Linked DNA regions of Homo sapiens: region 1 is linked to region 2. The links are chromatin loops, found by intact Hi-C in ENCODE. Cell type or tissue: PC-9. All regions are shown on one strand. Links, peaks and the distances in the headings refer to the core of each region. The heading gives the core; the rest is flanking DNA.

Evidence for each region. Hi-C counts contacts between places; a loop is a spot of excess contacts. Peaks named below come from ENCODE experiments on the same cell type or tissue, not always from the same donor. Only the 100,000 strongest peaks of a DNase experiment are listed, where the experiment ranks them.
Region 1: it touches region 2 in a loop (13-fold over the local background); 1 of 110 quality-filtered maps calls a loop at or near these places.

The regions. Positions count from the first base shown.
Region 1 is chr11:123,109,247-123,125,331 of GRCh38, reverse strand. All of the region lies in intron 1 of CLMP (CXADR like cell adhesion molecule), which reads left to right. Among named protein-coding and RNA genes, the nearest start is that of HSPA8, 55 kb to the right of the region's middle. In PC-9, for the core only: CTCF peaks have their summits at 6,177 and 6,389; a DNase peak (open chromatin) is centred at 6,531; H3K27ac peaks cover 4,352 bases.
Region 2 is chr11:123,211,853-123,227,937 of GRCh38, reverse strand. No RefSeq gene overlaps it. Among named protein-coding and RNA genes, the nearest start is that of CLMP, 25 kb to the right of the region's middle. RefSeq lists enhancers at 8,392-8,892, 10,946-11,678. In PC-9, for the core only: no CTCF peak of the experiment used is centred there; no DNase peak of the experiment used is centred there; H3K27ac peaks cover 1,375 bases.

The DNA.
Region 1 (16,085 bases), core at 3,172-11,171, 100 kb after region 2:
CAGTGCTTTGCAAACTTCTCCATGAGTGCTTCTAAAGGCAGAGGAGTGTACATGCGGACCTTGGAGATTTGGGACATAGCCCAGAACAAATTGCATTTCTTTAAAGTCTTGCTTTAGCTTAAAAATGCATATAAGGCCAGGTGTGGTGGCTCTTGCTCTTAATCTCAGCACTGTAGGAGGCCGAGGCAGGCGGATTGCCTGAGCTCAGGAGTTCAAGACCCATCTAGGCAACATGGTGAAACCCTGTCTCTGCTAAAAATACAGAAAATTAGCTAGGCATGGTAGTGCACACCTATTGTCCCAGCTACTCAGGAGGCTAAGGTGGGAGGATCACTTGAGCTTAGGAGGCAAATGTTGCAGTGAACCGGGATCTCACCACTGCACTCCAGCCTGGGTGACAGAGCCAGACCCTGTCTCAAAAAAGAAATGCATTTAAATTTTGTATTCCACTCCATATGTATATATTTAAATACAGGGCAGTGTTTTCAATTACTTATTTAGTAAACTGACACTCCAAGAAAATATTGATTACATAATTATTTTAGAATGCTATATGTTTCTGTCTCACTGCCCAAGACCCTCAGGGATATGTACGCATTTCTGAGAAGGACAAAATAAGGAGAATATCCGTTTTGTTCACTGCTGTATGCCCAGCGCTGCAGATGGTGACTGACATATAGCAAGTGTTCAATAAGTATTTATTAAATGAATGAACGACATTAAATGACTGGTTATTCTAAAAAGTGATGTAAGCAGATGGTTGTTAGATTATTGCAGAGGCAAAATCCAGAGAAGTAGGATTTGGCCCTTCTAGTCTCTGCTGCCAGATAGTCCTGCATGCTGAATGAAATACATCCAACTACCTAATGATTTCAATTCACTCACCTGTGACACCACAGCCCACCAAAAATCTTGGATATTTAAGAGGGGTTTTGTGGGGTAGGGGTGAAATAGATCTCTGCTTGCCTCTGGATTAATCTCAAAGATTAGCAAACCAATCAACTGGGAAAACCGTAAGCTGTGCGTGGTAGTTCATGCCTGTAATCCCAACACTTTGGGAGGCCAAAGCAAGAGGATCACTTGAGGCCAGGAGTTCGAGACCAGCCTAGGGAACATAGCAAGACCCCCATCTCTACAAAAAAAGAAAGAAAAAGAAAATTATAGATAAAAGCGGACACTTGTTGTTAAACTAAAAATAACAACCAAAAAAATATAACAGGGCTGTTCTCTGTAGGCCAATTCCAATAATATTTACCTAGAAGTTTCCTTCTCCTAACTCTCCCATCAAATGAATCGCTCTCTCCTCACTGCTCCTTTTCTCTTTCCCTTGCAGTCTAACCCTGAGTAATGAGTTCATTCCCACCCAATCATCCAGAGCTCGTTCCTGCCTTTCTCCTTTGCATTTTCCCTCCATTTGTCTCTCATGTCTCATTTCCTGCACTGATTTTCATCATTTATGGGTCGCCATCTCCTCTGAGCTGCCACAGCATTAGAGGTAGTGTCAATTTTGTGCTGTCTTAAAGTATTTGCTAATTTTTTCACATGCCTTACAACTACACTGGATGCTACATGAGGACAGGAGTCAGGAATTGTGTATGGATTGTGTCTATTCTCACATTTTCCACAAAATCCCTGTACAATGCTGTACATAATACATGGTCTCATTGCGGGTTCCCTGATTGACACAGGAACTAATGGTGAAGGAAATCTGCCTGTGTGTACGCCGCACTTCCTCATGGGACTCGCCACCAATTTCTCATGTACAAAAACCTTGGCCAGGCACAGTGGGATTACCCCTGTAATCCCAGCACTTTGGGAGGCTGAGGTGGGCAGATCACTTGAGGCCAGCAGTTCAAGACCAGCCTAGCCAACATGGTGAAGCACTGTCTCTACAAAAATTCAAAAATTAGCCAGTGTGGTGGCACATGCCTGTAATCCCAGCTACTTGGGAGGCTGATCCACGAGAATGGCTTGAACCCGGGAGGTGGAGGCTGCAGTGAGCCAAGATCACACCACTGCACTCCAACCTGAGTGACAGAGCAAGACTCTGTCTTAAAAAAAAAAAAAAAAAAGGAAAGAAAGAAAGAAAGAAAAGAAAAAAATCTTCAGATCTCTGCTAGAATTCTGCAGAGTTCACGTGCCTGGAAGGGTCACAGCTGGGCAATATGATACGCCCAGAAAAGCTGATTCCTGGACTAGAAACCAGAGTGGCTTAGTGGCTTTTAAAGACCACAGAGAAAGCGAAAGATTTAAACAAATATTTTTCCTAAGAAGGCCTCGGTGTCTGGTAGGGTTTCCAAGCTGCAAACACAGCAAAAGGGATGAGGGTGCAAGAACGAGTTATTTTGAGCAGAGCAGGCCTTCGTTTCTATTGGACATGAAGGCTTCATCCTGAGCATTTGTGTACTTCTTTAATTTGTTCCGAAAGCCTTGATTCATTTCCCTTAGTCTGAACCAAAATAGCTTAAATACAACATGCCTGGTGAGTAGAAAGAAAGGAAGAAGGAAAGGAGGGAAGACAGGGAGGAAGAGAGGGGGAAAGTAAGAAAAACACAAGACATGAAAACAAAATCCCACACACGTTTTCTCTTTGGGTTTCATAGGTCAAAATTAGCAAAATGAGTGGCAATTTCCTCATTCCTGATGAAACTTGCTTTCACGTTTCTCTGCTACCTTTTTCCCAGATAAGGTTCTCGGGATAAGAGAGAGCCTATTGGGAAATAAAAGCTTTTTCTCCTTTTCTATCATGCTGAGCAGAGGGTGTCGCAACAGAAAAGCTTTCCAGTAGGAGTGTGGCCACCGTGTATCCCACATGAGCTTCCTGAGTACACGGACAAGCTGTTCTGTTTCCCGGAGGACTGTCCTATCTGTCCCAGGGTTAGAGAGCCAATATCACAGTCAGTATCGCAGTCGACAGACACAACCCTGCCAATGATGACTGTCTGTTGAACAGGGGAAGTGGGAGGATAAAAAGCCACAGATCTAATTAAATATTTTGTTGCTTTCAAAAATGGAGCAGAGTACCTGGCACAGTGGCTCACGCCTGTAATCCCAGTACTAGGAAAGCTTGAGAGGGTCTCTTGAACCCAAGAGTTCAAGACCAGCCTGGGCAACATAGCAAGACCCTATCTCTAAAAAAATTAAAAAATAAAAACGGAGCAGAGAAAATGTCTATAGTCTAGAAGACAGTACCTGCCCCCTAAATCACTTACGGATATTTTAGGTAATGTGGTAGATTGAACACATGTATTTTTCTCTGTTTCCTCCCCAAAACCCACTAAAATGAAAGTAAAGGGCCAGACACAGTGGTTCCCAATCCCAGCACTTTGGGAGGCCGTAGGCAGGCGGATTGCTTGAGTCCAGGAGTTCAAGACTAGCCTGGCAACATGGCAAAACCCCATCTCTACAAAAAATACAAAAATTAGCCGGACGCAAGGGCACGTGCCTGTAGTCAGTACCAGCTACTCAGGTGGCTGAAAATGGGGAAGGAAATAAAGGTGAAAGAGAAATGTCAACAAATGTTTGGCTGATGAAAGCAGGTGGAAGAGAGGTAACTGACTTACCAAAACACAGTGGCTGAAACCCCAGTGGTTATAAGCCAGTTTATTAAAAGGCTCAAGGACTGGAATCTGTATAGGTATACTCCTGACCCACTAAACCCACCCAGCTCAGAGAACATTGGCAGCCATTACCCACCTCCCACTGACAGATATGTGATTTTAAAATTTTTCTCTGGCCAGGTGAGGTGGCTCACACCTGTAATCCCAGCACTTTGGGAGGCCAAGGCAGGCAGATCACTTGAGGCCAGGAATTCCAGACCAGCCTGGCCAACATGGTGAAACCCCGTCTCTACTAAAAATACAAAAATTAGATGGGCCTGGTGGCACATGCCTGTAGTCCCAGATACTCAGGAGGCTGAGGCAGGAGAATTGCTTGAACCTGGGAGGTGGAGATTGCAGTGACCCGAGATTGTGCCACTGCACTCTAGCCTGGACGACAGAACGAGACACCATCTCAAAAACAAAACAAAACAAAACAAAACAAAAACAAGAATTTTTCTCTGGAGTAATTCAACAGCTTCAGAAAAAAGGCCTACAGACACTGACGTTGGGAATCCCACAATCAAACAGCCTACAAAGAAGCCCACTGTACAAGTCCTGCTCATTCTCAGCATATCCAAACAGCTTTTTTTTTTTTTTTTTTTTGAGACGGAGTCTCGCTCTGTCGCCCAGGCTGGAGTGCAGTGGCGGGATCTTGGCTCACTGCAAGCTTCACCTCCAGATTCATGTCATTCTCCTGCCTCAGCCTCCCAAGTAGCTGGGACTACAGGCTCCTGCCACACCATGCCCAGCTAATTTTTTGTAGTTTTAGTAGAGAGGGGGTTTCACCATGTTACCAAGGATGGTCTCGATCTCCTGACCTCGTGATCCTCCCACCTCGGCCTCCCAAAGTGCTGGGATTACAAGCGTGAGCCACCGCGCCCGGCCCCAAACAGCTTTTTAGTATCTCTGAATATAACATGAGACGTTTGAGAAAAGTAAGAGAAAAGCGAATAGAAACAAAGACTATGCAAGGAACCCTGTGATTAATATCCTGAGAGACATAATGGAAGACACTGTATCCATCAAACAAGAATAGGATAATAATAACAACAATAATAGCAAAATTTATTGAACATTTACTATGTTTCAGACATGTATTAAAACTAACTCGATTCTCATAACATGCTTTAATAATCATCATTTAATCATCAAATAATTGAATACAATTATTTCCTCCATTTTATAGACAAGAAAACTAAGAGAGGATAAAGAACTTGCCCAAGCTTGTAGAACTAGAAAATAATTTTTCTGGTATTTGAATTGCTGATTTTAACAATTATCTTATAATGCCATCCAAGAGATCTCTTGACAAACTCTTGGAACAACTCAACCAAACAACATGAGAGAAAAGATCTAAAAAAAAATAGAGGATCAATCCAGGAGGTCCAACATCTGAAAGATGGGTGTATGAAAAAGAAGGGAAAATGACATGAATTATTTGTATTTTTATTTAGTATTACTTTTATATTTTTGTGGAGATGGGGTCTCACTGTGTTGCCCAGGTTGGTCTCAATCTCCTGGGCTCAAGCAATCCTTACACCTTTGCCTCCCAAAGCACTGGGATTAGAGGCTTGAGTCACTGAACTCAGCAGAATTATTTTTAAATAGTACAACAACATTTCCTGACATTTAAATGAGTCTTTAGATTAAAAGGCACATCAAAATAAGTGAATGGGAAAAAGTCTTATACCAAAACCCATCATAGTAAAATTTTACAACTCCAGGAATAAAGATAAGACCCTATGCCAGGCGCGGTGGCTCACACCTGTAATTCCAGCAGTTTGGGAGGCCAGAGTGGGTGGATCACCTGAGGTCAGGAGTTCGAGACCAGCCTAGCCAACATGGTGAAACCTTGTCTCTAATAAAAATACAAAAATTAGCTGGGCTTGGTGGCGTGTGCCTCTAATCCCAACTACTGGGGAGGCTGAGACAGGAGAATCGCTTGAATCCAGGAGGCAGAGATTGCTGTGAGCAGACATTGCACCGCTGTACTCCAGTCTGAGCAACAAAGCCAGACTCAGTCTCAAAAAAAAAACAACAAAATAATGTGAGACATAAAATGCATATGAACTGGTAGGAGGAAAACTGAGGGTCACTGTGAGACAGACTTACTTTTCACTGTATACTATTTTGTTCTGTTTGAATGTTTACCATATGCTTACATTACGTTATTCGAAAAAGCTTTTTAAGGGATGCTAATAATTAATTAGATTTGTGAACTGCCCATCTTAGATATTAAAGTACTTGGGTGATTTCTTGTTCTTCGTTACCCCTGTAAGCACACCAGGTCTACAGGAAAGGCAGTCAGCCAGAACTGGTTTGATGCTCTGATGAAAACGCAAAGATCAGCCGGGCATGGTGAATAATGCCTGTAATCCCAGCACTTTGGGAGGCCGAGGCAGGCGGATCACCTGAGGTCGGGAGTTTGAGACCAGTCTGACCAACATGGAGAAACCCCCTCTCTACTAAAAATACAAAATTAGCTGGGTGTGGTGGCGCGTGCCTGTAATTCCAGCTACTCGGGAGGCTGAGGCAGGGGAATCGCTTGATCCCGGGAGGTGGAGGTTGTGGTGAGCCAAGATCATGCCATTGCACTCCAGCCTGGGCAACAAGAGTGAAACTCCATCTCAAAAAAAGAAAGAGAGAGAGAGAGAGAGAGAGAGAGAGAGAGAGAGAGGGAGAGGGAGAGAGAGAGAGAGAGAGAGAGAGAGAGAGAGAGAGAGAGAGAGAAAGAAAGAAAGAAAGAAAGAAAGAAAGAAAGAAAGAAAGAAAGAAAGAAAGAAAGAAAGAAAGAAAGAAAAGAAAAGAAAATGCAAAGATCACCTGGAAGACAATCCCCTGGCAAGACAAACTCAAGACTCATAGTTAGGTCATTTGAGTAAATACATGAGTGAATGAATGAGTACGTGAGTGTGAGGCAGCCATTTGAGTCATTTGGGTGTGAGGGAAGGACAGGAAGAAAGTAAAGTCAGGGGAAATGACTTGGCATTACAAATCCTCCCTTGCTGAGACGCGACATTTTCTGCTGGGATATAAACTGGGTGTCGGAGCCAAATTGCAATGCCAGGTCTATTCTTGCCACTTTAATGAGAAAAGTGGAAGTCTGGGTTAGTCCATTTATCTGCATACCATCATTTAGTTGCATACAGATCGAGGTCCAGGTTTTTAATTGCCCTGATCTGTCTCTGGCAGAAAAGAAGCTCCAATATTTTCTTTGTCAAGCATGAGCTAAGTTTGATTATAGTTCTGCTCACACATTTGATGTAAGAAGCAGATTAAAGTTTATTGCAGTCTTGGCTGGGCTTGGTGGCTTATGCCTGTAATCCCAGCACTTTGGGAGGCCAAGGCAGGAAGATCACCTGAGGTCAGGAGTTCGAGACTAGCCTGGCCAACATGTTGAAACCTTGTCTCTATTAAAAATACAAAAGAAAAATTAGCCAGGCATGGTGGTGCATGCCTATAATCCCAGCTACTTGGGAGGCTGAGACAGGAGAATCGCTTGAACTCCGGAGGCAGAGGTTGCAGTGAGCCAAGATTGTGCTACTGCACTCCAGCCTGGGCAACAGAGAGAGACTCCATCTCAAAAAAAGAAAAAAAAGTTTATTGCAGTCTTTGCGAACCTATACACTGGTTGTTTTAAAGCCACTTAAAAAGTGTATATTAAATGAATGGTATGATGCATATGGTCAGCTTTCCATGAACACATTCATAAGAATATATTCCAAAGATTTCTCCCCAGTGATCATAGGTGAGTAGCATCAGTGTCTTGGAGGAAGACCGCCACATTCTTTAGTGCTGTACACAAATGCCATAAAGAGAGTGAATTACTGCCTTTCATATTCTACCTGCCATACTCTTTGAAGATAATTCCTTTTTTCCTGCTAAGATCAGGATGGTACAGCTTTTGTAAAAATTGCCCTATGACAAATTACAGGAAAATTTATTATCAGGGTGGCACGCACAGCATTATAGTTTATTGTATTTATAGCGGATGAAAGGTCTCAGCCAGGCATGGTGGCTCACGCCTGTAATCCCAGTGCTTTGGGAGGCCAAGGCGAGTGGATCACCTGAGGTTAGGAGTTCGAGACCAGCCTGGCCAACATGGTGAAACCCCATCTCTACTAAAAATACAAAAATTAGCCAGGCATGGTGGCGAGTGCCTGTAATCCCAGCTACTTGGGAGGCTGAAGCAGGAGAATTGCTTGAACTCAGGAGGCAGAGGCTGCAGTGAGCTGAGATCGTACCACTGCACTCCAGCCTGGGCAGCAGGGCAACACTCTGGCTAAAAAATAATAATAAAAAATAAAAAATAAAAAATTTTTTAAAAAAGATAAAAGGTCTCAAGTCAAACTTAGTTGAAATTTTGGCTCTACCAATTATTATCTCTTAGATCTTAGCAAATAGGCCTTTCTAAGTCTCAGGTTTTACTCTGTAAAATGAGGCAAAATTTTGCTTTGTAGGATTGTTCTGATTAAATGAAATTATATATATACATATATATTTATATCCCTTAGTGCACAGTGACTGGTATATTATATGCATTTTACAATTTTCAGAGTATTATCAGATAATACTGTGAAATTAGTATTTCAGAGTATTCAGGGTGGCACCCGCCACCACTCCTGGCTAATTTTTGTATTTTTAGTAGAGATGGTGTTTCACCATGTTGGCCAGGCTGGTCTCGAACTCCTAACCTCAGGTGATCCACTCGCCTTGGCCTCCCAAAGTGCTGGGATTACAGGTGTGAGTTACCATGCCTGGCTGAGACCTTTTATCCTCTATAAATAATATAAACTATAACGTTGTTCATGCCACCCTGATAATATATTTTCCTGGAATTTGTCATAGGGAAATAACACTAAACTACAATTCTCACTTATTCTGCATAATAAAACTCAAAATATGTATGAAAAAGAATTGTGAAATCTGAAAAGTGCTTTGCAAACATAAAAGTGGTCATATCAAGCTTATTACATTTCTGTAAAACAGAAAGAAGAATTCATGTCATAACCTACTCTTACGAGATGTTGTGGTTGCCAAAAATCTAGTGAATTGTGAAAGCATTTTTAATTCTATAAGAAGACAATGATTGTTATTGTGAGTGGGGAGGCAGAGGACACATATGGATAATTTTTAAGGCTTTATTTATTTATTTATTTTTGAGATGGAGTTTCACTCTTATTGCCCAGGCTGGCATGCAGTGGTGTGATCTCGGCTCAATGTGACCTCCACCTCCTGGGTTCAAGCGATTCTCCTGCCTCAGTCTCCTGAGTAGCTGGGATTACAGGTGCCTGCCACCATGCCTGGCTAATTTTTTGTACTTTTAGTATACACAGGGTTTCATCATGTTGGCCAGGCTGCTCTCGAACTACTGATCTCAGGTGATCCGCCTGTCTCGGCATCCCAGAGTGCTGGGATTACAGGCGTGAGCCACCATGCCAGGCCTTTAAGGCTTTATTAAAGTGTGTGGTAGGCAGCCTTTAAGATTGCACCTAATGATTCCTGCCTCTTAATATTCCTCTCTTCTTGAGTGTGGGCTGGAATTATTGAATTGCTTATAACAAGTAGAATACGGCAGCAGAGATTAGACGTCTCCTCTGAGACGTCTCATCTTGTGCTCTTTTTTGCATCACCTACCCTGGGGGAAGCCAGCTGCCGTGTGGTGAGGCAGCCCTGTGGAGAGGTCCATATGGTGAGGATTGAAAGCTGCTAACAACCTCATGAGTGAGTTTAGAAGTAAATCTCCCTCCACCTCATGCGAGCCTTCAGATGAGACTACAACCCCATCCAACAGTTTGTATTTCATGAGAGACCCTGAGTCAGAGCCACCCAGCTAAGCCATGCTCAGATTCCTGACCCACAGAAACTATGAGATAACACGTTTATTGTTTCGAGCTGCTAAGTTCTGGGACAATTTGGTATGCAGCAATAGATAATATAAAATATAATATACATACAGAAGAACACAGCCATCATAAAGAGCTCAACAAATTTCGTGAAATGGTCACACCCAAGTAACAAGCACCCAAATCAAGAAATAGAACCGGCACCTTGGAAGGCCCCACCATGTTCCCTTATATTCACTACTGCTTACTCCAGGAGTAACCACTACCTAGACTTCTAACAGCACAGATTTTTTTTTTCTGTTTCTGTACCCTGGAATCATATAGAATGGAATCCTATAGAATGTACTCTTTTGTGTCTACTTGTTTCTGATCAGCATTACATTAATGACATGTAGTTTCTGAAAGCCTACTCTAAAATGCCATTGTTGAATCATAATATTTAATCTATTCCAAATAACAGTAAAGAAGACTGTGAGTTTATATATATGTAAAAAATGGGAGTCTAAGTAAAGAAAAATAAATTGAAAAACATTTCTAGGCCAGGTGCAGTGGCTCACACCTGTAATCCCAGCACTTTGAGAGCCTAGAAAAGAGGATCGCTTGAGCCCAGGAGTTGGAGACCAGCCTGGGCAACACAGCAAGACCTTGTCTCTACCAAAAAAAAAAAAATTTAAATTAGCCAGGTGTGCTGGTGCACACTTGTAGTTCCAGATGCTCAGGAGGCTGAGGCAGGAGGATCGCTTGAGCCTAGGAGATTCAGGCTGCAGTGAGCTATGATCACACCACTGCACTTCAGCCTGGGCAACAGAGCGAGACCCTGTCTCAATATATACTTTTTTGTAGATGACCAAGAGTAGAAAACATGAAGGTGAAAGCTTTAAGGGGAATCCAGAGCAAAAAATTTGTGTTAGCTACCTATACTGGGTAGCAGTCCAATATACTGTTCAGGGTATAGGTCTTAGAGTTAAATGGCTGGATTAGAATAGTGGCTCAATTCCTCGTAATCTGTGCGATCTTGGGCAAGTTAATCTTTCTGCATTTCAGTATCTGTCTGTAGAATGAAGATAATAGTGCTTACTTCACAAGATTATTGAGAAGATGAAGAAATGGAAATGAATATAAATCAAGTACCAATGCTTTGCACATAATAAGTCCTCAAAAATTACTATTATTAAGAAGTGTTACATTTGGGGGTTTTAAAAATTATAGGTTGCCAAATTTGTACTATCTGTGATTTTTATCATGTAGGACATGATTTTCCTGTGAGTAGAAAATGCAGGGCTGGGAGTGGTGTCTCACGCCTGTAATCCTTGCCCTTTGGAAGGCCAAGGAGGAAGAATTGCTTGAGCCTAGGAGTTCAAGACCAGCCTGGGCAACACAGTGAGACTCCCCCATCTCAAAAAAAAAAAAAGGAAGGAAGGAAGGGAGGGAGAGAGGGAGGGAGGGAGGGAGGGAGGGAAAGAAAATGCAGCTCCTTCAATTCTTTGTTTCATGGCTCTTCTGCCCCTCCTTAGGGAGAGTGAATGAGAGGAGCAGGGATGAAGTTCAAACCAGTCATCTTCTCTCTTCGTTATTAGCTTTGATAGGAAAGTGGAAGGGGCAGGATAAAACTAAAGGCTGAATTGAGGATTTGTCAGTGGATTTTAATTATCAACATAATCTCAATTCTTCCTGGCCATGGATCCCTAACAATCGATTATTTTCTTTTTCATAGTAAGTCTGTGTCTATTTTTAATTCCCGCCCCCTCTGCCTCTGTTCGAATCTCTCTGACGAAGGTAATAAAAGATTTAGATTTAGAAAGCGACTTCACATTTGGAACGAGACAGCGACTATAAATAGACATGTCAATGAAATAGGTTAGCATGAGATCTGGATCTCTGAGAGTCTCGGAATCAAAAGCATACATTCTTGCCTGATCTGTGTACTGGCACAGGCATTCTTGCCAGGGTGTTCAAGCAGTTGTGTGTGTGTGTTTCTGCATGTGTAAACATGAATACATGCATGGAACCATAAATAGCATATTATCAAGGACAGAATTCAGAGAGGTACCTGCTGTATTTCTGAATGGTGGAGTGATCTTTGTGGACCAGATTGTTATCCTTATCCTGACAATTATTACTGGAGAAATCAACACAAAACATTACTCCCAAATAGTCAACCCCCAGTCTGTAGAATAGCAGTGCAGCTTCCAGGCACAGTATGTTTTATTACTGACCATCCTCCTTCCCACCACCAGACTTTGAGAACCTATCAGGACGAAGGGTCCACAGTGATGTTCCGATCTGCCAAACGCAGAAGTCAGCTTGGCAACTGGTTTGCTAATCACTAAGGCTGCCATTCAGTCTGGAAGGTCATCGCCTGCCAGGTATAGCTGCTAAAATTCTAACGTACTCTTCAAGGTCTGGGATAAACATTTCTTTTACTATGAAGCCATCCCTGATCACATTAGTGATCTTCCTCCACTAAATTCCTAAAACAGTTTGACTCTTACACAATACTGACGATCGTACACTGCCTTGAACTGGGTGCCTGTTTTGTGTCTCTATTTGATTGTGATCTCTTGATACACAAAAGACAATGTCATTCATTTCTGTATCCCTGGCAGCACCTAGAATGGTAACAGGTGCTGCTCACATTTATTGAACAAATATGCACTCCAGGTTACTCACCTCTGGGTGCCAATTATTTTGTCAATGTACCTGCTAATTTGTGGTACCCACAACTGGAAGCATAAGGGGTGTTTAAGAAAATGTTGTAGCATCAGTATCCTTGAATATGTTATGATATACAATAATTAAAAATTGGGTACTGGGTGAGTGTGGTGGCTCACGCCTGTAATCCCAGTACTTTGGGAGGTCGAGGAGGGCAGATCACAAGGTCAGGAGATCGAGACCATCCTGCCTAACACGGTGAAACCCCGTCTCTACTAAAAATACAAAAAATTAGCAGGGCGTGGTGGCGGGCACCTGTAGTCCCAGCTATGCAGGAGGCTGAGGCAGGAGAATGGCGTGAACCCGGGAGGCGGAGCTTGCAGTGAGCCAAGATTGCGCCACTGCACTCCAGCCTGGGTGACAGAGCGAGACTTCGTCTCAAAAAAAAAAAAAAAAAAAAATGGGTACTAACAGACCTGTCAAGATCTTGGAACCGTTTTGCCGTGATTTCAGATCCCCAGTGACAATAAGAGAATGTAAATAACTTGATACATTTCAGCTGCCTAGTTTTAAATATGAAATTGGCCTGCAGATGGCCGAGCACAGCGGCTCACGCCTGCGATCCCAGCACTTTGGGAGGCCGAGGTGGGGGGGCTCACCTGAGGTCAGGAGTTCGGGACCAGCCTAACCAACATAGTGAAACCCCATCTCTACTGAAAACACAAAATTAGCCAAGCGTGGTAGCGGGCACCTGTAATCCCAGCTACTTGGGAGGCTGAGGCAGGAGAATCACTTCAACCCTGGAGGCGGAGGTTGCCGTGAGCCGAGATCACACCACTGCACTCCAGCCTGGGCGACAAGAGCAAAACTCCGTCTCAAAAAAAAAAAAAAAAGAAAAAGAAAAAGAAAGAAAGAAATTGGCCTGAAGGCAAGATAGTGACCAAATGACCTTCTGTGGGCCTGCCCAAGCTTGAGATTCTACATTACATATAGTCAGAGCATTCCAGGGTTTCGTAATTTACTGGCCTAGAACAAAAACTAAACTTTAAGCTTGAAAGAGCCTTCAGAGTTATTTTGCCAATTCCTTAATCTCCCTGAAGCCATTGGGGCAGACGTGTTCCGTTCCTCGTTGCCTTTTCTTATTAACTATCTAGAGGCCATAGTTGACCACATCTGATGAATTGATTTGTTTCATAATAAATTCCACAATTAAAATAAGTTTTTTTCCGAGCCAGGGGCATCACTTGAGACCCAGAGTTCAAGACCAACCTGGCCAACATGGTGAAATACCGTCTCTAAAAAAATAAATAAGTCTTTTTTGGTCTTAGACAAACAAAGTAAACATCTGCTTCAGTTGGAATAAGTTAAAACAGTGATCTTAAGTTATTAAAGTAGTGTACGTTTCTATTTCCTGGGAAAAGTTCCTCTCAAATGCCTAACCGTATTTTCTAAGATTTTCATTTTTTCCATGGGCCTTTGAACATTCAATGCACGTGGTTGGAAATTTAGCACATAACCACAAATGGCAGCAAAGTGCTTATAAGCTTAAATCCAAAGTAGTCTGTCATTCTTTGTCCATTAGAATCCTTGTTACTAAGAATAACTACCTTAAAGGTGAGGCCTGGCTAATCCTCCCTAAGTAAATTCTGCCCCCTTGTGGATTAAAAGAGCAACAGAAAGGAAAGAAATGCTGTAGTTGGATGGGCCAGTTCTTTTCAGTTCTTTGAAAAAGCGCTTCAACAATCTTGAAAAGTCCCTTCAACAATCTTGAAAAGTCATGTTAATAATGGAACAAAACTATGGCCGGGCATGGTGGCTCACACCTGTAATCCCAGCACTTTGGGAGGCTGCGGTGGGCCGATCACCTGAGGTCAGGAGTTCCATGCCAGCCAGGCCAACACGGTGAAACTCCGTCTCTACTAAAAACACAAAAATGAGCTGGGTGTGGTGGTGTGCATCTGTAATCCCAGCTACTTGGAAGGCTGAGGCACTTGAACCCAGGAGGCAGAAGTTGCAGTGAGCCCAGATCGTGCCACTGCACTCCAGCTGAGGCACACACACACAAAAACCACACACACAATGGCACAAAACTAGACCTTTTGTATAAATTGTGTAAGCGCTCACTGATGGTGACAAAATACACCGACAGTATTTTACACTTGTATTTTATATTTCGCATCACATTCAACTAAGACAGGGCCTTGAATATACTGAGCACTCATAATTATTAGTAGTTCATAGAATATTATAGTTAGAAAAGACATTAAATATTGGGTTTAACATCCACATATAAGGACCCCTTTACAGCTACTCACACACTCTCATTTGAATGACTCCAGTAATGGAAAACTCACTAAACAGTAGAGCTCTTTCTCTTATCAGACAGCGCTGTTACAGAGTCAGTCAACATATTAAGCCCAAATGGCATAAGCCCTTTCCTTCCTTTCCCTCAACTTCTCCCTTTTCCCTCACTCCTTTTCCCCATCTTTCTCCTCCTCTAAAACTAACCCACAGACTGGGAAGGAAGTAGATGCTCAATATCCGGCCCCCCTTGACTGACGCCCGCAGCTCAGGTTGTCACCTTGGTCTTTGTACCAACACCATTTTTTTTTCTTTGAGAAGTTTCGGTCTGTTGCTCAGGCTGGAGTGCCGTGTTGTGATCTTGGCTCGCTACAGCCTGCACTTCCTGAGTTCCAGCAATTCTCCTGTCTAAGCCTCCCTAGTAGCTGGGATTACAAGCAGGAGTTACCACACCTGGCTAATTTTTTTTTTTTTTTTCTGACGGAGTCTCGCTCTGTCACCCAGGCTGGTGTGCAGTGACACAATCAGGGCTCATGGCAACTTCCACCTCTCGGGTTCAAGCGATTCTCCCATCTCAGCCTCCCAAGTAGCTGGAATTACAAGTGCCTGCCAACACGGCCGGCTAATTTTTGTGTTTTTAGTAGAGACGGGGTTTCACCATGTTGGGCAGGCTGGTCTCGAACTCCTGACCTTGTGATCTGCCCACCTCAGCCCCCCAAAGTGCTGGGATTACAGGCGTGAGCCATCGCATGGGCAACACCACTTATTTCAAGGACTCCAGGAAGAAATATCCCCTTTGGAGGGATGGAAGGAAATAACTAGGCACCATAATGATTCCGTAATTCTGACCAAAGGAACAAAATGCAGTAAACCTATTACTTGTTTTGTGGCCTTTTAAATGATGGAAGGTAGCTACAATGCTGCCCCTTGGTCTTCCATCTTCATAATTTGTTCACCTATAACTGCATTAGCTGTTCCTCATATATTTTTCTCACCCTATCATTTGCCGGTCATGACTCCCCGAATGCCCCTTTTTGTCAATGTCCTTCCCAGTTTTCAGCATCTAAAACTGAACACAGTTGCTCTGGATATGCTAGGTTGGCTAGTATAAAGTACAATGGAGATGTTACTCGGTGTTTGGAACATCGAACCTCTATAAATGCGGCCACATCATACTGGTGGTCAATAAATCTCTTGGTTCCCCATGTCCTCCAGGTCTTTCCCACCCTGGACTTGTGTCTCACTGAAACTTTAACATTTGCTTCCATTCAATTTCTTCTTGCTTTGGGTCAGAATCCCAGCCAGCAGGATAACTATGTACCTCAGGTGTGTCCAACCAGATTAGCTCTGCTACCTAGCTCTGTGCCATCCACATTTACAAACATGATCTCTGTGTTTCCAATCTGCCGGTTTCAAGGAAAAGACAATCATCTTCGGTGTGGGGAAGGAAAAATAATAAAAACTAGTGATGGAATATCGGCAGTGTGGCCTTAGCTGTGTGGTCATCCTCAGTCTTCTCTTCTCTAAAAGAGTTGATAACATTGGCTCTCACGGGCTCAGATCGATAACAAATGATAACATTTGAGTCACGGGTTCACATGAGATCATGCAGTTGAATCAGTTAATTGTTCATTGTTAAATTAATATCAGGTGTCAACGATCCTCTTTTGAAGGATTTGAAGGA
Region 2 (16,085 bases), core at 4,771-12,770:
ATATTCAATTATTCATTCCTTTGAAGAATATCTATTAATCACTGAGTCGTGCCATGCATTACACTGAGCTAAGTGCTTGGCACACAGAGATGAATGAATATTGACCTATATATATAAACATTTAGAAAAAAGTCTAAAAGGGTATCTACCAAAAGGTCCTACCTTTTTTCCTTTCTTCCTTCCCTTGTTCCTTTCTTCCTTCTTCCCTTAAGTAAAGTTAATTTCACAGAACTTTAAGTCCTGACTCAAGGTAACTCGAGGCGGTCAGCCCTGTGGCTCAATGGCATCTGCTCAGCCATCCTCAGGCAGCCTCCCTTTCAAAGCCAAGATGCACACGAAAACATGACACTGACGAGCAGAAGCAGCATGCTCTGTCTTCCTATGGGGCCCTTTTTATGTTTGAGGAAACATTTTCAAGTAGGTTGAAAAATCCCATTATATCTCCTTCATCTGAACTCAGTCACATGTCATTCCTAAGTCACTGATAAAGGAAATGGTATCAGTGGCCTGGACCAGTGGCCCTCAAAGTGTGCTATGGGGATTCCTGGGGGATCTCAAGGCCCCATCTGGGGGCCTATGAGGTCACAACTATTTTCATAATAATACGATTTTTTTTTGCCTTTTTTATTTTCATTCTCTCACAAGTGTAGAGAAAGTACAAAAAGTTCATAGATATAAAACTACCACTTCTTGAGTTTTGATGTTATACCAAATCAGAATATCAAGTTACTCTAAAATGTTATTAAAATTATTAAAATACTCCTCCTTTTTAAAGCATTTGTCTGTGAGATCATATTTTTTTCATATATTTAACATACCATAGCAATTTGAATGCAGAAGGCATTAAAGTCCAGCTATTAGTTAGACATTTAAAAATTTGTAAAAATGTAAAACATGCCATTTCTCTCACCAAATATTTTTTTTTCTGAAAAGTATACTTATTATTTTGTCATTAAAATATTACTTATGGTAGCCTGTAACAAACGTATTATTGTTATTCTTAACGAATTAGTAAATAAAATATTTTAAACTCTTTTAACATTGAATATGATAAATCTCAATAGATGTAACGTGCACAAACTAAAGCTCCTGGAGGTCTTTACTAACTTTAAGAGCATAAAAGGGTCTTCCGGATATGTCTGTAACTGTGACACATGTGAGTTGAGGTCAATACCTAAAGTTTGCCACAAAGGAAGATGGAAGAACACGGTTATTGGTGCAGGGCCCACAGTGCTATGGCGATAGTCTCTGAATTCTGGGGTTATTGATTACTACTACTTTTGATTTTCTTTGTGTGTTGTCTAAGCTTTTGAATGAGAATGTACTACTTTTATAAGCAAAAAAAAAAAATAAATAGGACAATGTTTGCTTTGAAATAAACAAGTTAAAATAAGGATGAATTTTATATATAAAAAATAAGGATGAAATAAATAAGTTAAGGATATTCTTTTGTTACAAGAACAGATAACAATTAACTTTGAGCGTGGTTTCCTTTTTCTAAGAGCTTTGATATGAATAGAAGAGAAAGGAGGTTTGGGTCAAGGAAGGATGGATTTCTTTTAAATAAGAGAAACAAGCAAATGCACACATGCACGTGCCAAGAGAAGGATCCAGTGGAGAAGGACAGGTGGAAGGAGAGTTGGAGACAATGGATGGAACAAGGTCCCTGGGGAACAGAAGGAACTGCCCCAGAGCAGAGGTGGAGGCATTCGTGTTCAACAAGAAAAAGGAGCCCACCTCCTGAGATGGGGAAAAGGGAATGGATGAGCACCAGCCGGAAAATTTAGAGGTGGAGGGGAGAAGAGGAGGGAGTTCTGATCATGTTTCTTCTTTGTAAGGACAACCATACCAGAAACTGACGTGTTAAGAGGCACAAAAGATAGAGCCCTGTAAGCCTTCTAGGAGCATGCAGGCTGAAGAGAGATCGACAAATAAAAATTCAATAGGAATATGCAGGTTGATCAAAAGTAAGCTAATTACAGCTTAACAGAACTTTTACTAATCTCTATCGACATCTAGGAGCCTTCCATGAGAAAGTGTTCTTCATGTTTGGAGAAGATGGGGCCATCGTTTGGCAGGAAATAGGGAGGTCAAACCAAGACAAAACTATCCACCGAATGTCCCTCTGCACCAGCATGTGGGGTGTTACAGCAGGCAGAGTCCCTGACCACTTCCACCTCCAGCCACCACCATCCACACAGGAGCCTTTATCAGAGGTGCCATCTCCTGTGTTTGCCCACCTTCTGGGTGTGTGTGCGGAGTGGTGCAAACAGATGGAAGCACTGCTGAGGGAGTGCGAGAGGAAGGTAGGGCCTTGGACCTTGTCTGCACAATACAGCCATCTACCCAGGGAGATTTATTTACTGCAAAAAAAAATTAGAGAAAACCCCCAGGCGACATTGTTTGGTACACTTATATACGCAAAGGGATCTGTAGTTATAAAGAGTGCCTGAAATAAATAAAGGTTCAAATGCCCTCCCAGAATGGTTTTCCAAATGAATGAGGGAAACTTTTGAATGGAGATTTTATTTGTTTGGACCTGCTTAACATTGTTCAGATGTCACAGCCACCCCTAGGCTCAACTCTAATTACCAAACATTGTTTTTCCTTCTGTGCTTTTAAACTTTTATTTGTATGTTGTTATTGTTGTTTAACATAGAGATGGGGGGCTCGCTGTTTTGCCCAGGCTGGTCTTGAATTCCTGGGCTCAAGTGATCCGCCCACCTCAGCCACCCAAAATGTTGGGATTATAGGTGTGAGCCACCACATCCAGCCTGTCTTTTTTTAAATTGATGCATAATAGATGTACTAGTTTCATGGTACATATGATAATTAAATACATTCATATAATTTGTAAAGATAAAATTAACATACTTGAAATATTCATCACCTTAAATATGTGTCTTTTCTCTATGCTAGAAACCTTTGAATTATTCTCTTCTAACTATTCTGGAATGTACAATAGATTATTGTCAACTATAGTCACCCCACTAATCTATCAACACTAGGTCTTATTTCTTCTATCAAACCATATATCCTTCTTCTGTATTTACCTCCTTTCTCTACCCACTTCTCCCTTCCAATCTTTCTCCACTTGCTGCCCTCTTTCCCAACTTCCTCCTCACTCAATCGATTCTTTCTGTTCATTTCTCTCTCCAGTCCTGCTGTTTTGTTTCTATTATTTTATCTTAGCAATGAAATACAAAATGTTCATTTGTAACAGGAGATTATGACTAAATGAAAATACAACTCCACCCCCAAAAATATAACTTTAATAATCTCTAAATCTCTAACTGCTTTTAACCCTACTATTTATATAGGCACAATTTATATAATTGGTACCATAAAGTTTATATGAAAGCAATTTTTGCTGAAGACGGAAATTGGAAACATAGGTGCATTCTCCCTAGTTTTAAAGGCACTGCTCATATGTGCTATAATAAACAGTCAGATACTTCCATTGCAATAGGATGCCAGTGAAAAAAATACCAGGGAAAGAAAGATCTACTCTCCAATAATCAATGGCACAGGGTACAAACTCTCTTAGGAGCCCCTCATCCTCCTCACACAGAACTAACCTGCCAAATTTAGAGTCCCCGCAGCTGGATAAAGAGTCCTCTGTCTCCTCTTCCCCATCCAATAACATGCTAGAAAATAAGCCTATTCATTGCCAGCCTTGGGCTGTCTTATATTTCTATAAGTTATCATTGTATGTAAGTGCTAATCTGGGGATCTGGATCCACAACCTTTAAAAAATCCTTTAGCTCAACTTTAATACTCTTTAGAGAAAAGTTATCTGCTTAACCAGCCCATCCTTCCATCACTTTTGGTGAAACAAAAAATGAACAAAGTCAACTTCTGAGTGAATCAAGAGGCACTTTCACTTGAATCCTTTTTTTTTTTTTTTTTTTTTTTGAGATGGAGTCTTGCTTTGTCGCCCTGGCTGGAGTGCAGTGGCACAATCTCGGCTCACTACAACCTCCCCCTCCTGGGTTCAAGCGATTCTCCTGCCTCAGCCTCCTGAGTAGCTGGAATTACAGGCACATGCCACCATGCCCGACTAATTTTTTGTATTTTTAGTAGAGACAGAGTTACACCATGTTAGCCAGGATGGTCTCGATCTCCTGACCTCGTAATCTGCCCGCCTTGGCCTCCCAATTCACTTGAATCTTGAAAGAAGAGTCAGTCTTGGGTGGGATGAGGCAGTCCTACCTAGAGGCTGGGGATTTTCTCATTTAATCTTCATAACTCTGTGTATAGGTAATATAACTATCACATTTTACAGAGAAAGAGACTGAGCCTTGCTTACATGTCAGAATTATGTTAATAGTTGTCTTAGTTCATTTTCTGTTGCTTATAACAGAATACATGAAACTGGGTAATATATAAAGAAACTTATTTCTTACTTTTATGGAGGCTGAGAAGTCCAAGGTCAAGGGGCCACATCTAGTGATGGCCCTCTTGCTGATGGGGACCCTGCAGTGTCTCCAGATAGTGCTGGACATTATGTGGTGAAGGGGCTGAGTGTACTAGCTCAGGTCTCTCTTTCTCCTCTTATAACGCCACCAGTCCCACTCCCATGACAACCCATTCACCCATTAATCCATAAATGGATTACTCTACTCATGTGGGCAGAACCCTCATGACCCAATCAACTTTTGAAGGCCCCAACTCTCAATACTGCTACATTGGGATTAAGTTTCAACATGAGTTTAGGAGGAAACAAACATTCAAACCATAGGAATTGTTAATGGCAGGATTAGATCCCGTCCAAGCAGTCTGCCTCTGTATTAGTCTGTTCTCACATTGCTATAAAGAACTACCTGAGACTGGGTAATTTATAAAGAAAAGAAGTTTAATTGGCTCACAGTTCTGCAGGCTGTACAGGAATCATGGCTGGGAAGGCCTCAGGAAACTTACAATCATGGCGGAAGGTGAAGAGGAAGGAGGCATGTCTTACATGGCTGGAGCAGGAGGAAGAGAGAGACAGGGGAGGTGCTACACACTTTTAAACAACCAGATTTCATGAGAACTCACTATCTCGAGAACAGGAAAGGGGAAATCTGCCCCCATGATCCAATGACCTCCCACCAGGCCCCTCCTTCAACATTGGGAATGACAATTCAACATGAGATTTGGGTGGGAACACAAATCCAAACCATATCAGCCTCCTGTCTGACTCTAGAGTCTATACTCTGAAACTTCACACCACACTGCTTCCTCAGGCCTTGGTTGAGGGTCATCACCTCTGTGAGACCTCCCTGCACACTAAGAGTTCTCCCTCTCTCCTCCCAGAGCATTCCGAAACAAACTTCTGCAGAATGCAAGGGCGGGAAGTGGGCCATTTTGACCTTTGTAACCCCAACCTCTAGTTCAAGGTGCTTTCTCAGTAGATGTTTATAGGTTGAGTAGATGTCCTATAAAACATAGAGGGTCTTAGAAAACAAGTGTATGTTTTGTATAGTGTCATCTGGTAGCTTCTCAATCCATGTTCAAACACCATTTTTCTCTCAGTCATTTAATCTTCCCTCCTTGTCTTAGTCTGTTTGGACCGCTATAGCAAAGTACCACAAACTAGGTGGTTTAAGAACAACAGAAATTTATTTCTCACAGTTCTGGAAGCTGGAAGTTCGAGATCAGGGTGCCACTATGGTCAGGGCCCTCTTCCAGGTTGTTCACTGCTGTCTTCTCCTTGTCTCCTCACATGGTGGAAAGAAGGCTAAAGGGTTCTCTGGGTTATCTTTTATAAGGGCACTAATCCCATTCATAGGGGCTCCATCCTCATGACCTTCTCACCTCCCAAAAGTCCCACCTCTTAATACCATCACATTGGGGGTTAGGATTTCACCAGGTAAATTTGGGGGAGACATAAACATTCAGTCCATGGCACTCCCCTTTGTCAGACCTTGGAACTCTTTTTCCTAATTGCAGTCTCTTTCACAATTACCCTTCCCTTCATCATCACATAAAACACATTTTTTAAAATTTGGTTTAATGTATTTCTCTTGGTGTGTGCTCTTTTCTTTGTTATTCATATTTGTTTATTAGAGACCGTAAATGCTAAGACAAAAAAAATTGTGTAATAAATATTGGCAGAGGATCTTAAACCCAGTATGTGCTTAATAAATAAACAAGTACAATTCTCCTGGCACATCTTTAACACCACACACAATTCAGAACTCCCTCAAGATTTATATACTCATTTACTGACTGATTTATTCGTTGAGTAAATGAACACATGGCTATTACATATAAAGACATGTATTACAGACTGGAAGTTCAAATATGAACTGGACATGAACTTAACCTTCAGAAAGCATACGTTTACAAGGAGAAATAAGGAATGTTCCACTAAAAGGAAATAAAGAATGTCCTATAACCATTTCCAGCTAAACAGATTAGGAAAGGCTTCATGAAGAAAAAGGACCTTACAGAAGACCATAAGGATAAGTAATATTTAGAAATTTGGCAAAGAAGGAGACAGAAGGGCATTCCAGATGGAGCAATGGAGCAAAGAATTTGAGCAAAAGCAGAAACGTGGGAAAGCCTGGGGCATGGACTTGAAACAGAGCAAAGTTCATCGTGCTGAGGCATAGAGTGGGGAAAGAGGAGGGTAAGGAGCTGAGATGGAAATGTTCATGAACGCTGGACGATGAACCAAACCCAAATGAGCCCCAGGCTGGGGATGTCAAGCCACTGGCAGAATTCCCCTAAATTGCATAGCTCTTCTATGGAACACAGTGTGAGAAGCCCACAACAGATTAAAGATGTCTAGGAGCTTGACGGCCTATGTTGCAATCAAAAACAATCTTCCAGATATGGGAAGAAGGAGCCATACGAAAGAAGATTCAATGGAGAAGCATCATGATTGCCTTTGAAGTCATCATTACCGAGGACCTATTGCTGCATGACACAGTGTTGGCTACTATCCAAAAGAAACTTTCTCTAGGCCGGGTGCAGTGGCTCACACCTGTAATCCCAGCACTTTGGGAGGCCAAGGTGGGTGGATCACCTGAGGTTGGGAGTTCGAGACCAGCCTGTCCAACATGGAGAAACCCTGTCTCTACTAAAAATACAAAATTAGCTGGGCGTGGTGGCACATGCCTGTAATCCCAGCTACTCAGGAGGCTGAGGCAGGAGAATTGCTTGAACGCGGGAGGCGGAGGTTGCAGTGAGCTGAGATCGCGCCATTGCACTCCAGCCTGGACAACAAGAGTGAAACTCTGTCTCAAAAAAAAAGAGATTAAAAAAAAAAAGAAACTTTCTCTGTGAGCTTGAGTAAACTTCCTTGCCTCTCTAAGCCTCAGTTTCCTCATCTATAATATAGTGTGTGGTGGAGGCAGTGGAGCGAGGAGAGGTTGCTATCACCTGTCTTGCAAGAATATTGTGAGTAACTACAAGCTAACATATGTAAAAGACTTAACACAATGCCTAATAACTAAGGGCTGCTCAATAAATGATAACTATTTATTGTGAAAATTTTAAATTTATGTGTATGTGTATATTTTATTGTGTGTATTGCGTATATTTTATTCCATCTATGTAAATTCACACTCATATATAGATACATAGTGATTTTTCACAATATCCTGATGAAGTAGGGAAGGCAATTTCCCAAATAAACTAATCCCATAGAAAAGTTAAGGCATTTGCCCAAGGTCACACAATGGTTTGGATTAGATCCCAAAGCTGCCTCCTCCTAGTCCCAGGCTCTTTCCAGAATAGCATGATACCCAAGTACACTTCAAGACCGCCCAGGTATGATTATAAGTGAGAATCAGGAAATGGGCTGAAAGGATTCTCTCACCAGAGAAGGCAGGGGAAGGAAGCTGTCTTTTCTCCTGCAGGTGGCTATTTTTTGCCTAAGTATGTCTAGTTCTTCTTCACCTTCTCAGAAGAACCAGAGGCCACCTTATAAGTTATCGATCATATTTCTCTTCTGGGCTTGCTTTATTTTATTTTATTTTATTTTATTTTATTTTATTTTATTTTATTTTATTTTATTATTTTATTTTTAGTAGAGACAGGGTTTCACCATGTTGGCCAGGCTGGTCTTGAACTCCTGGCCTCAAGCGATCCTCCCACCTCGGCCTCCCAAAGTGCTGGGATTACAGGCATGAGCCACCTCGCCTGGCCTCTTCTAGGCTTTCTTTAAATTCTTGGTAAGATTTCCTCAAAGGTGGGAGCCCCAGTTAAGTTCACTCTTTCAAATAAAGGAGCTGAGGGCAAACCTCTGAGAGTTCCTCAAGGCCAGGGTGCCTGTCTTTTAAATATTTGTCTCCCCAGCACCCAGAGCCTTGTGGGCTCTCAGGGCACCCTGCAGAGCTGTGGTGAGTCAGGTTGTAAGGGTCAGGGTCCACACACCCAGTCGTCCTGGTGTTGGCTGGAGGACAGAGCCGGGCCTCAAGCACAGAGGATGGAGCAGCAGGCAGACAGAAGGAAATGGGTCACACCAGGCATGATTCAGGGAATAGTGTCTTTTGGGACCATGGCCCAAACCTGCTGAACTGACAGCTTCTCCAGCTGGCTTTCTTTCGTCTTACTTCATATTCTAAGGTTTCGGTCAAGAAGAGTATAAACAGAAAGACATAACATGGATGTCTCAGAGCACCGAGGCAAATAAACCCAGGAAAAATAAGCAGACCAGGAATCTCTGGTTAGCCGATCAGATTGCAATTATGCTGCTACTATAGTAGAGAGTGACCCAGACCCAGTTAGTTGGCAAGTTTTTCTTTGCAGCAATCAGCTGATGAAAACATACCCACCTCGTCATGCTCTCATCTGACACAGCACTGTGTCTCCAGAAACTGTTACCGGAAAGGGGTCCCGATCCAGACCCCAAGAGAGGGTTCTTGGATCTTGTGCAAGAAAGAATTCGGGGCAAGTCCACAGTGCAAAGCAAAAGCAAGTTTATTAAGAAAATAAAGGAATAAAACAGTGGCTACTCCATAAGCAGAGCAGCAGCTTAAGCTTAAGCTATAAGGATACTTATAGTTATTTCTTGATTATATGCTAAACAAGGAGTGGATTATTCACGAGTTTTCTGGGAAAGGGGTGAGCAATTCCTGAAGCTGAGGGTTCCTCCCCTTTTTAGACCACATAGGGTAACTTCCGGATGTTACCATGGCATCTATAAACTGTCATGGCGTTGGTGGGAGTGTCTTTTAGCATGCTAATGCATTATAATTAGCGTATAATGAGCAGTGAAGATGGCCAGAGGTCTCTCTCATGGCCATCTTGGTTTTGGGTCTTGGCTGGCTTTCATTACTGCAACCCACTTTATCATCAAGGTCTTTATGACCTGTATCTTGTGCTGACCTCCTATCTCATCCTGTGACTAAGAATGCCTAACCTCCTAGGAATGCAGCCCAGGAAGTCTCAGCCTCATTTTACCCAGCCGCTATCCACAATGAAGTTGCTCTGGTTCAAATGCCTGTAACAAAATCATAAAGAAGAACTAAAAACTCCATATCCAGGACCTAACACGATTCAAGCTGAAGAAAATCAGGTCACAGACTTAAGGGAGTTTATCTGAACTTTTGAACTTAGATTTTTTTTTAATTAGCAAGACTTTTAATAAAGAATAAGGATGAGAGAAAGTGATGGACAAAGGCTTTGAGACCCTGGCATATAATTTTACTCCCTGATGCTGCAATTTGAGCCCCAGATTCTCAGGCAACATTGGAAAAATATAGGAAGTCAAACTACTCTTGTGTTTTCTCATGCTAATACCCACCAAAGAAGCAGGCAGAATGGAGGCCCCAGAGCCCCAACGAGTAACCCCATCTCCCCTCCAGGGTGAGAAAAAAATCAGGCTCAAATTAAAGTGCTATCTTGCTGGCAAAAGAAGTGTGAAAAACTGCCGTGCCCTTTTCTAGCAATTCCAATGAGCTCATGTATTTTCATTCTGAGGTGTTAAACATTGCCAGAGAGAGAGAGAGAGAGAGCCTTCTAAGAGTATTTAGGTCAAATGCTAGGATTTCTTTTAACCCTTTAGAATTCCAGTCGAATTCCAATGATACTAAATTGAAAACCCAAAATGGATGTAACAAACTTTTTCTGGAACCTTTACAGAGTAATGACTAATATTGGAGGGTGAGGGTGGGGGGGGGGGTTGTTTGTTTTGTTTTTTGTTTTTGTTTTTGAGACGGTGTCTTCCTCTGTCGCCCAAGCTGGAGTGCAGTAGTGTGATCTTGGCTCACTGCAACCTCCACCTCCTGGGTTCAAGCGATTCTCCTGCCTTAGCTTCGTGAGTAGCTGGGATTACAGGCACCCACTACTACGCCTGGCTAATTTTTTGTATTTTTAGTAGAGACAGAATTACACCAAGTTGCCGGGCATGGTGGCTCACGCCTGTAATCCCAGCACTTTGGGAGGCCGAGGGGGGCGGATCACAAGGTCAGGAGTTCGAGACCATCCTGGCTAATACGGTGAAACCCCATCTCTACTAAAAATACAAAAAAAATTAGCCGGGCGTAGGTGGTGCACGCCTGTAGTCCCAGCTACTTGGGAGGCTAAGGCAGGAGAATGGCGTAAAACCCGGGAGGCAGAGCTTGCAGTGAACCGAGATCGCGCCACTGCACTCCAGCCTGGGAGACAGAGCGAGACTCTGTCTCAAAAAAAACAAACAAAAAAAAAGAATTTCACCAAGTCGGCCAGGCTGGTTTCAAACTCCTAACCTCAGGTGATCTTCCTGCCTCGGCCTCCCAAAATGTGTGTGTGGATTTGTTTTCGTTTTTCTTTTTGAGACAAAGTATCCCTGTGTCACCCAGGCTGGAGTGCAGTGGGGCAATCTCAGCTTACTGCAACCTCCGCCTTCCGGGTTCAAGGTATTCTCCAGCCTCAGTCTCCTGAGTAGCTACGATTACAGGCGTGTGCCACCACAATGGGCTAATTTTTGTATTTTTAGTAGAGACGTGGTTTCACCATGTTGGCCAGGCTGGTCTCAAGCTTCTGACCTCAAATGGTCCACCTGCCTCGGCCTCCCAAAGCGCTGGGGATTACAGGCGTGAGCCACCGCACCCGGCCTTAATATTGTTTTTTTAATGGGTCCATCTGATCTCAGACAGACAGCATGATCTCTATCTGACCCCATAAAAGGATCCCTGTTGTGAAACTTCCGTGGAGCTTCAATAATGTTGCACAGCGGCTCTTTCCCATACCCAATTCTTCTGTCCCCACGGTGTGCATAAATTCAGGCTGGATCTCTGGTTAGATGAGGATAACCTCCCTTACCTAGTCACTCCCAAAGTAATTTTTTTAGGTTTTTAAGTTAAAAAAAAAAAAAAAGTCATTCCTGAGACCACAGAGCAGATCTCAGCAAGCCATTCAGAAGCCCTAACACTGGCACTAAAAGCCAACTTTCAAAGAAATCCCTAAGAATGAGCGAAGAAATTGCTAATGATCTACTCTTTATCCTGGAACAATAGATGAAATCAGTGTTTCCTGTTTCTCCCTCAGCATTAACTGTCTTGAAACCTTAAGAAGCCCCAACCCCCGGCTGGGCGTGGTGGCTCACGCCTGTAATCCTAACACTTCGGGAGGCTGAGGTCGGTGGATTGCCTGAGCTCAGGAGTTCAAGACCGGCTTTGGCAACACGGTGAAACCCTGTCTCTACTAAAATACAAACACAAATTAGCTGGGCGTGGCGGTGTGCGCCTGTAGTCCCAGCTGCTCGGGAGGCTGGGGCAGGAGAATTGCTAGAACCCGGGAGGCGGAAGTTGCAGTGAGCCGAGATCGCGCCACTGCACTCCAGCCTGGGCGACAGAGCAAGACTCCGTCTCAAAAAAAAAAAAAAAAAAAAGAAAAAGAAAAAAAAAAAGAAACAGCAGCAGCCCCAACTCCCAAGACGGCAGATAAAGGGTCACTCAGTCAACAATTAGTTATGTTAGGAACTTGGTGTGGGACTTTGTGTGGGGTGTTAGAGTTAACAGGACAAGGAAACTCAATAAGCTGGCTCATACACAATTACACGCAGAATTCAGTAACTTTCATATATGAAAACAACAAAAAGATAAAAGGAAACATCTATTTTATACAAACAATACCTGGTAATAAACTTAAGAGTTATGCAAGATGATCAAAATATTAAAATGCTGCCACTAAACTAGATGGGAAACTTGATTAAATGGAAAGGCTTATCATGATTTCTGGTAGCCAAGTGTAGCATTATTAGGAAGCCAATTCTCCCCAACATATCCATAAATGCAATGCACTCTCAATGAAATATCAATTTGTTTTTTGTTTTGTTTTGTTTTAACTAGTCAAGCTGATTCTAGAGTTGACATGGAAAAAGAAACATTAAGTTTTGTCCTGGAAATGTTTTAAAAGAAATATAATAGGGGCGGGACGTGGTGGCTCACACCTGTAATCCCAACACTCTGGGAGGCCGAGGTGGGCAGATCACCTGAGGTCAGGAGTTCAAGACCAGCCTGGCCAACATGGCAAAACCCTATCTCTACTAAAAATACAAAAATTAGCCAGGTGTGTTGGTGTGCGCCTGTAATCCCAGCTACTTAGGAGGCTAACGCAGGAAAATTCCTTGAACTCAGGAGGCGGAGGTTGCAGTGAGCTGAGATCAGCGCCATTGTACTCCAGCCTGGGTGACACAGCGAGACTCCATCTCAAAAAGAAAAAAAAAAAAGGAAAAGAAATATAATAAGGAGAGCACTTGCCTTACCAGATACTAAATATATTCTAAAGTTACATTAACATAAATCATACAGTACTCATGCAATAAACAGACAGATCATGGCATGGGGAGAAAACTTAAAAAACAAACACAAGTACATATGGCAAATTAGTGAATAATCAAGCTGAGATCTCCAATCTGTGGAAAAAGATTATTTTATAGACAGCTTAGGGACAATATGGGAACCATTTGGGAAAAAATAAAGTTGAAATCATATTTTGTATCTAACACCAGAATAAACTCCAAATGAATCAAAGATTTATATGTGAAACATGGGACCATAAACTTACCAAAAGAAACCTGGGAGGGTTCTTTCTCATCATCCCAGTTGGGGAAAACCTTTCTAACTCTGACAGAAAACTAGAAGCCATAGAAAGAAATATTGACAAATTCGACAGCATCAAACAAAAGTCCACATAGTAAAACCACCATAAACAAAGTTTTTTATTTTTTAAAAAAGACAATCTAGGGGAAGATGATATTTACCACTTATATCACAGACTAGTGAGCGAATAGAAAAATTGGCAGTGGATATGAAAAGGCAGTTCCCAGAAAAAGAAATTATTCTCAAATATATTTTAAAAGCTTCATCTCATTATTAACTAAAGAAATGCAAGTAAAAACTATGAGATACCATCTCCCATCTCGAAGTTGAAAAATGTCAAAATACACTCTGTTGTGGTGTTGGCAAGGGCTCTGGAACATTCCCGGCAGAAGTGGAAATAAATTGATACAACCTTGCTGGAGAGTAATTTCTCAAAAACGTCAGAAATTATAAATGTATATGTTCTTTGACCAACCAATTTCATTTCTGGGCATTTATCTCATGTATATATGTATATATCTATATGTGTGTGTATATATATATGTATATATATACATATACACACATGCAAAACTATATATGTACACAGTTATTCAATGCATCATTGCTCATTATATCAAACAATAGTGAACAACTAAATATCTATTAATAAGATCCACTTTGAGGCATTTAGATCATACACACACATAAATAAAATAATGGTTAAATTATGGTAAACCTATCCAGTGGAATAGTATATAGCCATAAAACAATGAGGGAGGTTTTTTTCAGTTTTTTGTTCCTTATGCACTAAAATTCAATAACCTCCAGAATATATTGTTAAGTGAAAGGAGGAAGTTGCAGGACAATGATATGAATATTCGTTCTACTATTTGTAGAAAAAAACAAACAAAAAGAATATATACACATATTTGAAGGTATATGTAAAATTAAATGGTAGAAGTCATACATGTTGTCTTGGAGAAGAAAACTGGGTGCCTGGGATAGTGATGGGAGCGAAATTTTCACTATATACCCTTTGAACTTTTGAATTTGAACCATGCGGATGTATTATCCACTTTTTAAAAATCAGTAAATACAATTTTAAAAGAATTTACAGGATACCAAGAGTGAGAAGACAAGCAAAAATAATAGTTGTGCCTAAAATGCGTAAACATCAGTGCGCAAACAGACTCGGCGTGGGCTCCCGATCAGCAGATGGAAGAGAAAAGTGCGACTTCAGTAGCATAATATGATGGAAGGAGCTTGGAATGCAAAGCTTTCAAAGCATAATTTCCCGAAAAGACTTAAAAACATAATTCTCTTCCAGAATAAAATGAGCACTTGTCAAAGATGTCATTTAATTTATTAATCCATAAAGGGAATCAGTAAGATGGGAAAGCTGACGCCAAGAGCAATTGAGGAAGCAGGGTTTTTATAGCCCGTAGGGAAAGGCGCACCGCAGGAAGTTTTTTAAAGTCAGGGACAAATCTAGTTAATGTTCCACAGGGCAATAAAAGTATAGATTACACTTGCTAATGGACAGAAATCATTTGCTTCCCTACCGGATCCATATCTACAGGTTAACAGGCAACTTCACAGAGCTGAGCCCTTAATTGCAAATAACAAGGTCAGTTGGGATATTTATTATCCTGGAGACAGAATCAACTACACAATTTGCTGGACCCAGTGCAAAAAAAATTCAGAGGCCTTTGTTCAAAAATTTTGAAGAATTTAGGTCGGGCATGGTGGCTCATGCCTGTAATTCTAGCACTTTGGGAGGCTCTGGCAGAGAGATCACTTGAGGTCAGGAGTTCAAGACTAGCCTGGCAAACATTGGTGAAACCCCGTCTCTACTAAAAATACAAAAATTAGCCGGGTGTGGTAGCAGACGCCTGTAACCCCAGCTACTTGGGAGGCTGAGGCAGGAGAATCACTTGAATCTGGGAGGCCGAGGTTGCAGTGAGCCGAAATGGTGCTACTGAACTCCAGCCTGGAAGACAGGAGTGAAACTCTGTCTCAAAAAAAAAAAAAAAAAAAAAGAGAATTTCAAGACAGCAACAGCTGAGCATTAAACAAATGAGGGGCCCCCCTAAACTCAGGGTTCTGAGTTTAGGATAATGATGGCACAGGTTGCATGCCCAGGAAGCTGACTTTGCCTACAGAACTAAATAATCTTTAGAAGAGTTTTTAAACAGTGCCCCAGTGTGACACTGAGAGAACACGCAGTCACTCTCCCCCTTTATTTCCAAGTTTTGGATAATTTTTCTTTAGAGAGTCAAAAGAACCACTTCCTAGTTGTGTGGTTTTGGGCAAGTTACTTAACCTCTGCCATGCTCCATCACTTGGCTGGTAGATGAGAATTATAAATAATCCTTGCCCTGTATAATTCATGGGGTTTTAATGATTACTAAATAAGACAGGCATTTGACAGTTTTGTGCAATAAGTTTTATACAAACCTTTGCAAATGCTTTGTATCAGCATGTAGTTTTGGCATCCCAGCCTGGTATTCTTATAGATTCTCTTTGGAGAGTCAGTTCTCCTAGCTTAGTCGGAGAAATCTTCCTGGGAAAAAAATGACCTTCAATTTCATTGTAAAGAGAAGAAGAGACATGATGTGGTTGTCAGAAGGTGATAGCTTGTCTCAAACATAAGTGACTGTTTGGACAAAAGCTTGGAGAAAGGAAAGGGTGAGCCCATCCCAGGAGACCATGAAATAGCCAGCCTCACGGGCTGACAGGAAATAAGAGATGACCAGTCAGGTGGGCGGAGATCCCAGAACCCTAACAGCTCATCGATCCCCGGGAACATCGGGCAGCTCCCGTCACATTCTCCCCAAATACTCCTAAGGACGGGAGAAAGAAAATACCTCTTTAAATAGGCCACTAGAATTGGGACACGTCTTTAAATTCTTGTGTTTATCTTCATAAATTCATTAAAATTTTACATTCTATTTCATCATATACTCACAATTATTTTAATACTAAAAATAGCAATCCCCCCTGAAAAAAAAGTCTTTGGTAAAATTGAATCCCATCAAGGTGTTCCATAAATCTTCTGTAGTTCCCCTAATCCAAGAGGCTGAAGTA